3 separate regions of the Mus musculus genome follow, and all the other regions are linked to region 3. Evidence: chromatin loops called from intact Hi-C (ENCODE). Cell type or tissue: heart. All regions are shown on one strand.

Region 1 (5,000 bases), 51 kb after region 3:
CTAGGGAACTGTGGTGGCCCCTTCCATTAGTGAGGATGTGATATGCAGAAAGCAGAATGTGGGGCACACAAAGCACCCCCCCAAAACTTATCATCATTGTCAATGTCGTTATTATGATCGGATACTTTGCCCCCTCGATTCTTTTGCCACGTTCCCAAGCTTCAGATTATATTGTGTCTTGGGCTTCACCTGACTGGCTGTGAGTCTGGTGGGAATTCAGCAGGCCTCTGTGTGAACCAGAGGATGCTTAGGAAACTCACCACTCCTTGTCTCCTTGACGCACCCCCCATCTCTCTCTCTCTCTCTCTCTCTCTCTCTCTCTCTCTCTCTCTCTCTCTCTGTGTGTGTGTGTGTGTGTGTGTGTTTATTAATACCAAGGACTGTGGATGAAACCATGTTTCAAAACCGAGCAGCTCATCTCAAGTCATTTCTGTTTTCAGCATAAAATAGCTCTCAGTTTAAATGAAGCTAATTTTCAGAAAGCTAAGCCCATAATAGGTAGTCTCACGTTTCCTTGATTTGTAGCCCACAGCGTGAAGCAAGAACTGACTTTTGTTGTTTCTACCGAACAAGACCTCTCTGAAGGTGTGCCCCTCCTTCTCATAGTTGAAGGGTTTAGTTAAGAAGCCTTTTATTTGGGAGGGGCTCCCCCCTCTTCCTTTGGTTCTCGATTTATTTTCTATTTCGTGGCTATTCTACTTTCTCCACAGTCGCAGAAAGAACACCTTTATTTTTACAAATGAAGCCACATGAATGTAATGAGATTTACCACATCTCAGACCTGGGTATTGGTTACTAAATGGCCATGTATCTTTCCACACATCTCTTTATAGCGATCTGACGTGGGCACGCCTTGGCCTGGTTTCTATTCACACTCCCAGCCTACCTGTTGGCTGTACCATACAATGTTGCCACTTTTTTTTTTTTAATGTCCCCATGGCTTTTTAGTGCCAGCCCATGAATGCAGTCTATCTCTGTGTCCTGTTCAAATACATTCACTACAACCCTTTGCCAAGCTTGCTTCTGTTGCTCCCCTTTGAGCATCTTCAGCTATGCCTGGGCTCTCTACTCCTTCCTTGCACTAAGCTTCCTTTATATCTGTTGTCTCTTGGCATATCTGATTTCCCAGTTCATACAGCACTATGCTTTATTGTTTGGGGACTATTCATAACTAGTGCTATTCATTTGGCCTTTGTTCCTTTGTAGATTTTTTACTGCCTCATTGAGAAATGTTATGCTTCATATATCTGTGCCCCCCCCCACACACTATTAATCTAAGAACAAAGAACTATGCAAGCTTGTTCACTAAATTCTTCATTATATAAAACCTTTCTATAATGTTATTCACCACTGTTGATATTTGGTAATACTTTGAGCTAAGTGTTTTCAGTACTCTAGCTTTTGCTTGATGATGAATGTTGGTTAAAGAAGCACTTACTATACTGGAAAGCTGGATGCTGATGGAACCTCAGACTAAATGCCTACCTCCCAAATCACTCTAGTCTGAGAAAACTTGCATTCCCCAAATGTAAAAGGCTTTCCCAGCCTACCACTGATATCAATGGTGCTTTGCTTAGTATAACGGACATTGAGTGATGTACTGTGGAGGATCAGTGATGTCTTCCTGAGTAATTTTAAAGTAAAGGCCCAATAGAATATCAGTTACTGATCTCAGCCTCTCCTCCCCAGCCTGGTCCTAGGGCAAACTCTTCACCATGTGTGCATGGTGTGTGCCTTTAGTCCCAGCTACTCCAGGGACTGAGGCTGGAAGGTCACTTGAACCTTTAAGGTTTTTTATTTGTTTGTTTGTTTTGTTTTTCTTTTTTGTTTTTCAGTTTGGTTTTTCGAGACAGGGTTTCTCTGATTAGCCCTGGCTGTCCTGGAACTCACTTTGTAGACCAGGCTGGCCTTGAACTCAGAAATCCGCCTACCTCTGCCTCCCAAGTGCTGGGATTAAAGGCGTGCGCCACCACCGCCCGGCTTGAACCTCTAAATTACAGACTAGTCTGATCACTCTTTGAAAAAGAAAGAAATGAATTCCGTTTCAAAGTAAAGCTCATGCAAATGTTTCACAGATTGGTATAGTTTTAATAATTATTTATAGCAGTTTAATAGTTTTTTGTGGCATTATCTTAGGTAATATTTAAGAGGTTTGCATGAGTCTTTAATAGGTAATTTAGACCTTCCTATTACTTTATAATAGGTTCTCTATATTTAAGAGCATTCTCTCCATCTAGTGGACAAAGTGTTGTATTACATCTGCAAACAAATGGCAAAGTCCAGGTATAATTTACTCACTTAGTAAATGTTTTGATTTCCATGGTAGCATTATTATCAAAATATTTTAAGATATTTAGTAATATGATTTTTCAAAAATCTACAATAGGGCGTCTATATACGTTTAGATTTTCTTAATGGAATTGAAAAAAAAGAACATTGTATTTAAAAACATAAATTAATGATTGGGGGAGGGGGGAGAATGATTCAGTTGGCATTGATCCAGTTAAACTGAGAAAAAGCGAACCCCGAAGCCCATCCTTCCATCTTCTTTATTGTTCCTAGGATATGGAGACAGAAGCCTCCTTCTGCTCCACTTAACCCTAACATCATCCTGCTAATAATAAGAGGAAGCTTGCACAGATGCTTCGAATAAGAGGAAGCAGGCACAGATGTTTTGTAGAGCATTTCCATCCTTAGATCCTCCGTGACTCTCTCCTTAAAGGGAAATATATTCTCATCCCTCACTACTCTTCTGAGCAGGGTCTTCCCAATGCGTATTGAGTAATGCTAAAAGCTCACTTTACTTACTACTCCTCTACGGAACATCACAGGTTAGCCCGGACTGAATTAATACTATTGCTTTTATGGTTTTTAATCACAGTATACTCATAGTAAGTGTTTGAAAAATGTGTGTTTTATAAATAGCACCCAAAAAGAGCTTTCCTAATTCCCCTGATAACACTCTTTACTACCTACACCCCTGCCTTCCCTGGCTGTCCTGAGGATAGCCAGTGTGCTGAAGAGCATGTCACACCTACCTGGATGAGCCCAAGCCCTCTTGTTTGGTCCACAGCTACTGACTCATTCGTGCCTCGTGGAATCATGTATTCTGTCAGGGAGGACTTCAGGAACAATACACAATAAAGCCTTAGCTCACTGACTTCTGTCAATCAGCTTTTCCAGAACCTACCGTCTTTGTCTATAAAGTGAAGGTTTAATTAGATAATCCTCCAGTGTCTTGGCAGGACCAAATAAATATATTTATAAGATGACACAATTCTAACAAAATTATTAAAAGGTTGGAGACATGGTTCAATTGATAAAATCCTTCACACACACACACACACACACACACACACACACATCCATACACCACACACATCACCACATACACACAAAGAAAATTTGAAGTTGGAAAACAGTTTTCTGATTACCTAAGCTACACTATACCATCTCCTGTTTTTTGTTTATTTGTTTGTTTGTTTGGTTGGTTGGTTTTGTCTTTTCTTTCCTGCTTAAAGGTTTGATTCGGGTGATGCATAGATGATCAATGATTCAGTGTTCCCTACCTCCCCAGCTTAGCTTACTTAGAACACTTGATAGGTGACACTGCGTATGAATAAATCTAGGAAAGAAAATTAGAAAATGTTTTAACCTAATGGGCCATAAAGTGTGTGTGTGTGTGTATGTTTGAAGAAGTGGTTGCACATGCACATGGGCATGCTAAAAATAAACCCCAGGGCATTGTGTATGTAGGGCAGCACTGTACAATTGAGCTGCATGTTCAGTTCTGGATAAAGATTCTAATGGGGCCATGTTGATAACAGTTTAATTTGAATTCATTTGTGCATTCAATAATTTCCTTTAGCTACACACCCCCTGGCCTATCCCAGGCTGTCACTCTCTTTTCTCAAGAATAGATGAGACTTGAGTTTGATGTTGATTGATGTCTCACTAGAAAAGTTTTTTTTTCTTTTTCTTTTTTTTTTTTTTGAGAAAGTCTCTGTGGGTTCTAATGACTATTCTACTGAAAACTGCATATATGGCTATTTTTTGTCCTCCAACTCTAAATTCTGTACTGAACTCAATGCATTTCATTTCTTCTATGTTCATTTACCTCACTTAGTACAGGGGTTTGCTGTTCTGGGTTATGGTGCTGGAGGTTGAACACAGAGCCTATTGTGTGTCAGTCATTTGACTCTACCATTTATCTATGCTTCTAGCCCCAGTAAAAGACAGAGACATCACATATACCTACACCTACACCTACACCTACACCTACACCTACACCTACACCTACACCTACACCTACACATGCATGTACACATACAGGATATGTCCTTTGGGAATTGGGTAGAACATGTTTTGGTCATATTCACCCTCTCTCCTCCAAGTCTTCTCATATTCATCCCTTTTTGCTTTCACACCCACCTTTACATCTCTCTGAATCCAGGTCAATATGTTCTACCCAAGTATTTTAGGATAACGTGGCTTTCCACGGAAGCATTGTACGTTTATTAGGGGCTGCACTCTTGGAGACAACTGATCCTCCCTCTCTCAACAGCCACTCACAATTACTGTTCCTCAGCTAAGAGGGACACTTTGTCCACTCCCAACTCCATTCAGGGCTTTGGTCTGTTTTAGATTTGCACAAGTGTTGTGCATGCTGTCACCACATCTGTGAATTCATATTGCAGCTACCCTGTTGTATCCAGAAGATATTTTGTTGTACTCATCTACTATTGATGGCTCTAATAGTCTTTCCTCCTATTCCCTTCTACAGTTGTTCTTGAGCCTTTGGAAGAGGGATACAGGACATATGCTCCACTTAGAGTTGGGAATGCTGGAGTCTCATACTGTCTCTCCCTAGGCCAGTTGTGCATTTCAGGGTCATTCACCATCTATTGCAAATAGTCACCGACCCTAAGATGAAGGATGAGAGATGCACTAATCTATCGGTATAATGATACATCATTAGGAGTCAATACCTTATTCATTTA
Region 2 (5,000 bases), 69 kb before region 3:
ATGTAATGTAAATGGAGAAGAACTAAAAGCTTAGGCTGGCAGATGCTAGGAATTTCCAGAAAGGAAGTCAGGCAGTCTTTGTTGTAAAGAAGGCCCTAGAGGCAAGACTTGAAGATACTCATGGGGGCTTGGGGGTGCACAGACAAGAGAGAGCACACAGAGGGTGGGGAGTGGCTGGAAGATCCTTACTGCTTTCCAGCAATGGCTAGATGGCCAGTGAGGCTGCTGGGAGGGACAAGTAGTGTGGTCAGGGGCTTTGTATAGTTTTCATGAGACACAGTGGCAGATTTGGTCACTAGAGAACACCACTGCCAGCCATTTTGGCGTTGACATACATTTTTAAAAAGTGTAACTTGTTATTTACAGAAAACTGTGTTTAAGAACTAACTACATACTTATAAAAAATTGCATTATCTATTATAAATTTAATTCTTTATTTTGAGATTTATTGCTTTTCTTTTTCTTTTTCAGGTAAGTCTGGATACTTTTTTTCCCCCTTGTGGATTGAAGGTATGGTGTTAATTTGCCCTGAATTTTATTTTCGTTTCTCTTGACACTTCACAAGAAAGTTCACTGTCGTTACTGTAGCTTAGAAGCAATGCTGTTGGTTTCCATTACTTGGTTTGGATGTTTGTAAGTCTCTGCAGTGTCTTGTGCTTGGGTGTATGTTTAAAGGGTTGTATAAACTGTCTGGCCAGGCTGTTGCTTCTGTGTATCTTTGACGGGGGTGGGGGGTGGAAGGGTGATGACCAGGATTCTAATGGAAATCAGATTTAAAGTTAGAAAGGGAAAATGCATTCCCTTCTTGAGAAACATTACGAAAAGCTTGAATAAACTATGCAGTGGTCATTTCAAACGTGATGGGGGAGGGGAATTTCAATAAAGGTACAAGGTACACGAAAGAGCCATGAGAAGACCTGCGATTTGAACCAGATAAGTTGAATAGCCAGTGACGTTCCCACACAGAGCTACCACCTTCTCTTGGTGCCCTCTACCCTTGATATACATAAAATACCAATCGCATAAGAATTGCCTCAAACACAAATTCAGATACACTCTGTATTTGTAATAAGTGGTATATTAGGGTACAGAAATACTGTGTGTATATCTAAACATAAAATAATGCTTTCTTTCTAAGTGTATAAAAATGGAGGTGTTGATCAGTTGTGTTCCGGCTAATCAATAATATATGGATGCTGCAGTTTGCATTTAGAGTGTCCCGAAAGGGCTATTGTAATAAAGACGTGTCTGATCTAGAGAGTAGCAGAGGAACCTTTAAAAGATACATCCCTGTCATACTTCTTTGGGTCACTGGGATGTACCCTTAAAAGGGGTGCTGGAACTTGAGGCCTTTTCTGCCAATGAGTGGTTTGGTTTGCCCACAGTCCCTCTGAAATATGCTGTCTCACCCAAAACAACAGGGCTAACTGGCGTGGTCAAGAATGCCCCCAAACTGTGTGTAACCTTTCTGGCTTGGCTGGTTGTCTCGGGTACAATCCTAAGGACAGGAAGCTGCTACCACAGTGAGTTAGCACAAGGATCTGAAAGTTTGTCTGGCTCTGGTCTTATTGGGTGAAGACCTTTGATCTTATTTTGTTCTTTCTGATATAATCGCAACAAAGTCATCAGGATCAGGTGTATATCATCTCAGTGAGCACATATTACAAGAATTATGACAGCTCGCGTTTCATTAAGGAAGTAAGTGCTTGGTCACCGAACCAAAAGCCAATTGCCTGACTTAGAACTATCTATTTTTACTAGGGTCTCGGGGGTTGATAGAAAGGAATGGCATTTTTTTTTTAATTTCTAAAATGTTAACAGTCTCTAACGTAATACTGAATTCTCTGGCCCAAGCAAGGGTCACCTGATGCAAATCCAGATAGTAAAAGATTTTGCACTGTCAGCCAGTAAGTCAATATTCAACTCTGTCCTGAAGAAAAAATGCAGTTGTCCACATATGACCCTTTAGAGGGCTGTGGCACATGTGCCAATAAGGCTTTGTTCATTAAAAATGAAGGCGGCAGGCGCGGCAAGATTTGCTCAGTGGTAGGTGGTATTGCAACTTGACTGTTCTTGTGAAACGAGGGATTTTTAAATTGCAGAATGAAAAGCAAGGTAGTCCCATCTGAACTCTGAGTTAACCTTCTCCGAAGTGTTTGTGAATTCAAACACTAGAGGGCACAAAAGGATATGTTTAAGTCAAGGACTTCTCTTCAACAGAACGTTACAATTAGGAAAACCTGCCTCAAGTAAAGCCTTGTGCCCCCATGGGCATGATTTTTCTGAAATGCTGACCTGCAGCTCTCTAGTCCTCACAGAGCACAAGAAACGGCAGCGGCTGACTTCTGGGTCTCTTTAATAACAACCTCCTGGCTGGCTTTCTTTCCTTCACTTTTATCGCTCTCAGCCTTTTATAAAATATGGTCCACATAACTACTCATGGTGGGATTTTTTTCATTTTCCTATCGTATAAGAAATCACTGTCTTGTTATTCTCAGTACTGACTAATTATCATGGAGTGAACTCCCTGTAACACACAGCAAGTTATGTCAAATGATCTTACATTTGCAAAATTTTTTAAAGTATGAATCATGCATACAAATGTAGTTTGCTACATTAATTTTTAAGCTAACTCAAGGTATTCTTCTTAGGAAAATAAATAAAAATCATTACATACCTCAGGCTCTAAAATTAAGCCTATTTTTTTATTATTATTTCTGCTTTAAAGGGTTTGAATTTTAGAGATCTTTTGAGACTTTAAAAATATAAGTGTTCAAAGATAACCATCCAAAATTAGTTGTACTATGGATGTCATGGAACATAAATATACCATATGAACTAATGTTTAGATAAATTTTGGTATTGTATCAAGGCATCAACTACTAATTTTATTTTCACATGTTAGATAATATGAGGAAATGCTTCTTGTAAAATAAGAAGTAGAATAGAATCTAAAATTAATCACAGACATTAAAAATCTCAATTAAATATTAAAATTAGATGCATAAACGCATCTGTTTACATACAAAAATGAAAATGAGCCAGATTTCCAATTTAGTTCTAGTAGGGATGATTTTCATTTCTCTTGTTCATCTCATTTTTCTGTAATTTCTAAACATGCTTTCATGAATATTCATCATTCACATTGGGCTAATGTGTGTTGTTCAAACAGGAGCCTGTTTTAGCATCGCAATGTCCGTGGTTTTGGACATGATGCTTAGGTCAGTGCTAGAGACAAGGATCAGGGTATGAGACTGCATTCTGCTTCAGAGACTATTGGAGTGGAATCTTGTAGCCAAGCAGATACATCATGAGAATCAACCTGCTAATCCCAGAGGGGGATGATTTGTCTCAGGTTCTACATTGTGGAAGAGTGACCATACACTGAGAAAGGAGAGTGGCCAGAGATTGGAGAGAGGAGACTGGGAAAGCAAGGCCAGCGAGAAGAGCATATAAAATTAATATCTAGTATACGTTGTCCCTGTGCTCTGTGGAGAGTACTAGAACGTGTCAAAGAGAGATAGTGCTTGCTTAGTTGTGTTCTTGACCTTCCTCTTCCTCTTCTTCCTCCTCCTCCTCTTCCTCCTCCTCCTCCCTCTTCCTCTCCCCCTCCTCCTTCCCCTCCTCCTTTCCTCCCCTCCTCTTTTCTTCCTCCCTCCCTCCTTCTCTCCCTCCCTCCTTTCCTCCTTCCCTCCCTCCTTCTCTCCCTCCCTCCCTTTCCCCATCTTCCTTTCTCTCTCATGCACAATCCCTCTCCCTAATTCTCTCCCTCCTCTCTCCCATTATACATCTCTTTCCCTTTAACACACACCCCATTCTTGTCTTTCCCTACATATGGACATATGTGCATAGAAGCTAAGGACAGGCAACAGGAGAGCCAAGATCTATGCTAAGTTGGACTTCTAGACCCAAAATTCTTAAGAATGTCCTGGCACACAGACAACAAGAAGTCTCAGAAATAACATCGCACAAAGCAAAATTTTAGGACACTTCAGTTCACTGTTTTTATAATTTTTTTAAGTAGAATGAATTATCTTCTCAGTATATAGAAACTTTTCACTTTTAAAACTCATTTTTAGAGCTGTAATATTTTAAAGCTTTTGAATATTTTAAAGATTGAGAAAACTGGACAACTTGATGGACTAGTCAAAAGCTGGAACAGAAACTAACTAGCTTTAGGCGTTTGAATGAGATGTTCCCCATAAATCCCTGGCATTTGAATACTTGGTCCCCAGTTGCAGGCACTGTTGGGAACATGTAGGAGTTGTGGCCTTTCTGGAGAAAGTATATCACTGGGAGTGGACTTTGACTTTTAAAAAAATCTGCATGTCATTCCCAGGTAGGTCTCTGTTTCTTCCTGGTGGTTCCAGATGTGAGCCCTAAGCTCTCAGCACCCCGCCCACACTGTACCTACCATGTTACAGAATGTATCATTCTCTGTAAGCCCCAAATAAACCCTTTCTTCAAGTTGTCTTGGTCCTGGTGTGTTGTCAAAACAATAGAGATGTCACTAATACGCTCACTAACTCCAACAAACAACTGGCGTGGGACCTAAAAATACAGAGCTACAGGCTAATAAGCCTTAGGTCTGTGGCAGCTAGGTGCTTGTTTAGACATTCCAAATGATGTACCGAATTGTCAGAAAGATCTTAGGTCAGGTACGGAGAATGGCACTAGATGGTTACTAGGAAGGCTGAAGGTAGCCCAAGATGATCTGACCCTGGACTTGTCCATTCCAAACCCCCTACAGTCGGTCATTGATGTTTTAATCCACTCATCAACCTTGCCGAAGGTTTAGTGAAGAACATAGCCTCTTTCCAGCAACTTTTGCTCACGTATCTCTAAGTTCTTAAATCCTATACATTTTTTTTACTCCCTTTTAAAAATTTAAATGAATTGACATAAATAAAATGACAGATTTAAATAGTCATTTGGACTTGTTTTTTAAAACAAACAGATAAACAATATGATAAGTGTGTGTCGATACCCTCAAGTGATAA
Region 3 (5,000 bases):
CAGATTTCCCAGCTCAGTACTTGTTTCTGGGTGAGCGGGGAAGCCGTGCAGTAGCCCCTATGAGACTGGAACTCAGCGTTAGTAGAGGCCCCCTGGCAGCTGGGTGGCGGGGCCTTCTGAGAACGGTTTTTGGATGGTAGGGTAATTGTAGGTGAGTAAGTTACTTGGCTCCTGCTGTGTGTGTGACAAAGAAGGGTGTGGCAGTAAAGTAAGTTATCTCACTGAGACAGTATCCTCTCTGCGGATAGAGGACCGCAGGGGTGATTACTCCTGGAGAGCTTAGTACTCCGCACGCAGACCCTGAACTTTCTGGTCAGCATTATCTTTCTACGGGACAACCAGGAGATGTTTGGTAAACCTGGAAACAAGGAAGATGTTTGGTAAACCTGGAAACAAGGAAAAGGGTTCTACACAGAACTGCTTAATCTTATTTAGGTTGGAGTTTTCCCTCCTTTGAATCACTTTTAAGTTCACAAAATAAATAAGGGTAAACCATCCATAAACACCCTACTCCCCCATTACACACACACACACACACACACACACACACGCCAGTAGTGTCTTCCCTGCCTTCTTTGGAATTTATAGAAATATGTGTTTAACAGTATGAACTAACCAGTACCCCGGAGCTCTTGACTCTAGCTGCATATGTATCAAAAGATGGCCTAGTCGGCCATCACTGGAAAGAGAGGCCCATTGGACACACAAACTTTATATGCCCCAGTACAGGGGAACGCCAGGGCCAAAAAATGGGAATGGGTGGGTAGGGAAGTGGGCGGGAGGGTATGGGGGACTTTTGGGATAGCATTGGAAACGTAATTGAGGAAAATACGTAATAAATAAAAAAAAAAGAAAAGAAATATGTGTTTAGGGAACCTGCATGAAATATACTAATGTATGAGCAATATTCTAAAGACGGTCAGGTCTAAGAAGGCCTGACTGTCCCTGGGCAGTACAGGAAAAGTGGGAGGCTTATGGAGAGAAGCTGTCAGGAAGCAATTTGTTGACATTTACTTTATGAAGTCTGAGAATCCCCAGAGAAGACAAAATCGCCAGTGGCCACTGAGGTGCGAACAGCCTGTTATTGTCATCAGAGGCCCCAGTCTCCGCCGACTTCATTCCTTCTACATCAGTTTTCCAAGCTGTTTGGGTGGGTCACAGCCACAATCCAGCATCCTGTCTCCAAATGCTAAATAAATACCAAGTTCACGTCAGACTGGCGAAGCAATGCTTGGCTAATGTCATTGAAGATTCCGAATGCTTAGTTACGCTTGATAATTCACCTTCAACATAATTGAAGTCGGCACACCCAGAGGAACATATATCCTTTGTGTAAATGTTCAGACGGATAGGAGAGAAGGCGTGGAAATGTTACTTCTGTCAGGAGCAACTGGGACCAGCTTACAGAGAAGCTACCATAAAGAAGAGTATTTTTTTCTTACGTACTTAAAAATTCTAATTAAAATATAATTACATCACCCCTTCCCTTTCCTTTTTCCAATCTGTATGTCACCTCTTATTACCTCTCAAATTCTTTTTCTTAGATTTTTTTTTACATATTTATAAGTACAAACATATATAAATGCTACCTACTGCATTTGTTTAGTGTAATATGTATATTATATATATATATATAGTACGCACGTGCGTGCGCGCGCGCGCACACACACACACACACACACACACACACACATACACATACACATGACGTCACGGATAACCACTTGGTATTGTACCACTAATTACTTCAGATGCTACCCGTGGGGCAAGAACAGGTCTTGAAAATAGTAAAGATTAGGAATGACACAAAGTCCCTTTCTGAAGCACTGTTAAAAGCCAAGTGACCTAAGTCTCCATACACAAATCAATGACATTTATGTGTCATTAAAAAAAAAAATTAGGGTCCTAAAACAGCAAGAAGGCAGCTGTAGTGCATGTAGCCTCTTGCCCAACAAGTTACATTCGATTTCTTAGCTTAAATACCCCAGCTGCACCTCATTCAAGGAGGCCTGCTACCTTGATGCTTTGTGGAATTTCCAAGGGCCAATTCACATATCGGCACAAATAAAGCATGGCTTGGTTTTTTTTTTTTTTTTTTTGTTTGTTTTGTTTTTTTGTTTTCTTTTTTCTGTATAATGGAAATGACTTTCTGCTGAGTCTTCAAGTCCCCTTAGCTTCTCTGTTCACGTTGCCACGTGGTAGCAGGAGAAAAGTGATTTTGAGGTAGTTTCTTTGACTTTTGATAGAGAAGAAAAGTTCAATGGCTAGGGGTGTGTGCCTTAAAAAGGTGCTCAGGGAGGGGGTCCTTTCTGAATAACACAGACAGCTGCTTTTCCAGAGGAGGGCATGGCCTTGAAAATCTCCAGAGCTCTGCTGTCTGCGTGGCTGCTTTGCTGTCCTGCATTCTGCATTCAGAGTTCCGCCCCTTTGCTTTGTAAGTCAGCAATTGACCAGGCCGGGTTGGGCGCTTTTTTTTTTTTTTTTTTTTTTTTCCTCCCTTTCTCACTTCCCTGCGATGTTTTGAACTGCCTTCTCACAGACGTCATTCAGCCCTTGAGGAATAGTTTCTGCCTGGTGAGACTGGATGGTAATTCTCATTCACAAAGACTCGCAGCCGCGTTCTCAGGGGACACAGCGGATATTGGCTTGGCAGGTACCTCGGGCCACCCAGCCCACGGAGCTGTGCTCCTCCAGCGGACTCCTTTGCGCTGCAGAGAGCTTTGTCCCTGCGGTTGATCGCCCTGAAATGAAACTTCCTTGACAGCTCGCCCTCTGCGTGTCACCAGGCTGCCAGGCACTTTCCTTTTGCTCTACCTGAGTGAGTGCCCAGGGGAACAAACCTCTAAGTCCGTTGTTATGGAATTGCAGAAAAGAGATTGAGTGACCGGTTCGCTGGGCTGGCTTCCCTTGTGACCCAGATGAAGAAGAGATTCAAAATTCAGTTCCTCTGTGGGCAAGGCAGGCAGAGAAGGAACTCCCTTCGGAAGAGCCCGGGCTTGGGCATGAAAGAGGAAAGCCCGCCTGCTGCCGGCGACACTGAGAGCTGAGGCAGGAGGCAGCCTTCCCAGCCCGTGGCGAAACCTCCAAACCTTCTTTGTGGAGAGCCCGCTGATGAATATTGATCAGAAGACTTGAACATTTCCCTTTCCCTTTTTCATTTTGTGTCTCCCCTCTTCAAAATGAGCATTATAATGAAGCCAAGATCCAGGTCTACAAGTTCCCTGAGGACAACGGAGGCAGTTTGGTAAAGTGCTACTTTCTCCTTCTTCCCCTTTAAGACTGACATAGAACTCAAGTGCTTAGTAATTGCTGATGAGGTGTGATGTGAAAGCTTTCAGGGAAAACTTATTACTGGCAGCCCCCTTACATTCCTGATTTTCCTCCTTAACCTGTCTGTTCTATCCAGTGTGTGTGTGTGTGTGTGTGTGTGTGTGTGTGTGTGTGTGTGTGTAACTCCTTATGGGCCATAGTCATTTATCTAAGAGTCACTTTTAAGGGAGAGAAGAAAGCAGTGGGGTTTTGTTTTGTTTTTGTTTTTTGTTTTTAATGAAAGCTTGCTAGTTCTCACTGTCTGATTTGGTGGCCTATTTTCTCCCTCCTTTTTGAGAACTGGAAAGGTTGCCTTGGCTGCTGCCAAGGGTTAGGAGTTAATGATGCTAGAGATCTTTTATGACTTATAGAAAAAGCACCTGGAAGATAAAACCACGAGGCTAAACACGAGCATATCAAATTCTTTCTCAGCCAAGCACCTCCTCTTCACTTTGTTAGTAATATGTTGTAGGTAATATAAAAGTTTTACTTTAGTGAAATGTGAGTCCACTTCAACTGAATCTAATATACATTCTATTTTTCCCTAATCCTAATTTGATATGCTCATATACATCTGGTCGTTAGAGAAAACTTCCCAATAAAATTAGTTTGGGCTCTAGAATAGCTATTTATAGAATTCTCTATGGCTAATTCTGAGGGAAATCCTTTCCGTTAACAGTTGTAAGTGAACAAATCAGCTCACTTCTTGGATGTGGAAAAAAAAATCATGCTCGGGAAAGGGAAATAAAAGCAAAGACTGAGGTAGCATCAGGCAGGCAGTGAAACTCAGGATGTATTATGTAAGCAAACAAACTCACATGGAAATACATGAGTTATCTGCATAGGATGCCCAGCGCTGGCTGACTGCTGCTTTTCATACCAGCACTTCATAGTAGCCTGGAAATAAAAATGCAGCCCTCCATTGTATTTCTGTGAATTTTAAGAAATTCCAGAAAAAGAATCTCCTTCTTATGATGTTGACCATTCCTTTTTAAAGACTACATTAGATAGCTTTATGAGTTGATTGTGAAAGAAAACTTTGTATCTGCAGATATGTTTGTTTGCAAGGTCCTTTTTTTTCCCCCTATTCCCCAACAAAAAAATTACTGGGAACACATAAAATTCTTTTATAAATTTATGTAGCTAATGTAAACCTCTGACACGGCAGTCAGATTATACATGGGTTTCACACATTTATGATTTATATCACCAATAAGTGGAAAAAAAGATCTCAGTTAAATAAATAGCCTGAAGATTTATTTTTAACTCCAGGGCTCAAGTGACAATAATTTATTTATTTCAGCTGGCTGTAGTTAGTAACACAGACAAGCCTTGTGCTTAAGTCATTGTCACAGACTGTTCTATTATGTTAAGCTATCTGAGATAGTCAACAAGTAGAGCCACAATTCGAAAGACTCATTAAAATACTGATTTGCTGGGGAGTCCCCTTAACCTTAAAACAAAAGAGAAAATCTACATGGTGTTGCTGTTAAAGTGATCTTTGTATAATAACTGAATGTCACTGTAACGTTTCTGATCTCTAGAGAGAACTGTGAACTACGGAAGCATCTCTGGTTAAGCTTACATGTGACTGAAGACCATTGATTAACTGCTTGATTGAGTACATCCCTGTATGCTTCAAATAATTAGAACTGTGAGCGTTATGGGACTAGAAACAGTTCTTCCTTTTA

What was found. Hi-C counts contacts between places; a loop is a spot of excess contacts. Peaks named below come from ENCODE experiments on the same cell type or tissue, not always from the same donor. Only the 100,000 strongest peaks of a DNase experiment are listed, where the experiment ranks them.
Region 1: a loop joins it to region 3, with 1.9 times the contacts of the local background. A loop is called at or near these places in 8 of 42 quality-filtered maps.
Region 2: it touches region 3 in a loop (2.2-fold over the local background); 9 of 42 quality-filtered maps call a loop at or near these places.

Annotation. Positions count from the first base shown.
Region 1 is chr13:109,734,260-109,739,259 of GRCm38, forward strand. All of the region lies in intron 3 of Pde4d (phosphodiesterase 4D, cAMP specific), which reads left to right. Among named protein-coding and RNA genes, the nearest start is that of Mir1904, 170 kb to the right of the region's middle. In heart, a CTCF peak has its summit at 2,249 (motif pointing left); no DNase peak of the experiment used is centred here.
Region 2 is chr13:109,613,948-109,618,947 of GRCm38, forward strand. The region is part of intron 3 of Pde4d (phosphodiesterase 4D, cAMP specific); the gene reads left to right. Among named protein-coding and RNA genes, the nearest start is that of Gm32703, 180 kb to the left of the region's middle. In heart, a CTCF peak has its summit at 2,165 (motif pointing right); no DNase peak of the experiment used is centred here.
Region 3 is chr13:109,682,977-109,687,976 of GRCm38, forward strand. The region is part of intron 3 of Pde4d (phosphodiesterase 4D, cAMP specific); the gene reads left to right. Among named protein-coding and RNA genes, the nearest start is that of Mir1904, 220 kb to the right of the region's middle. In heart, a CTCF peak has its summit at 3,027; DNase peaks (open chromatin) are centred at 2,655 and 2,985; H3K4me3 peaks cover 3,196 bases; H3K27ac peaks cover 2,890 bases.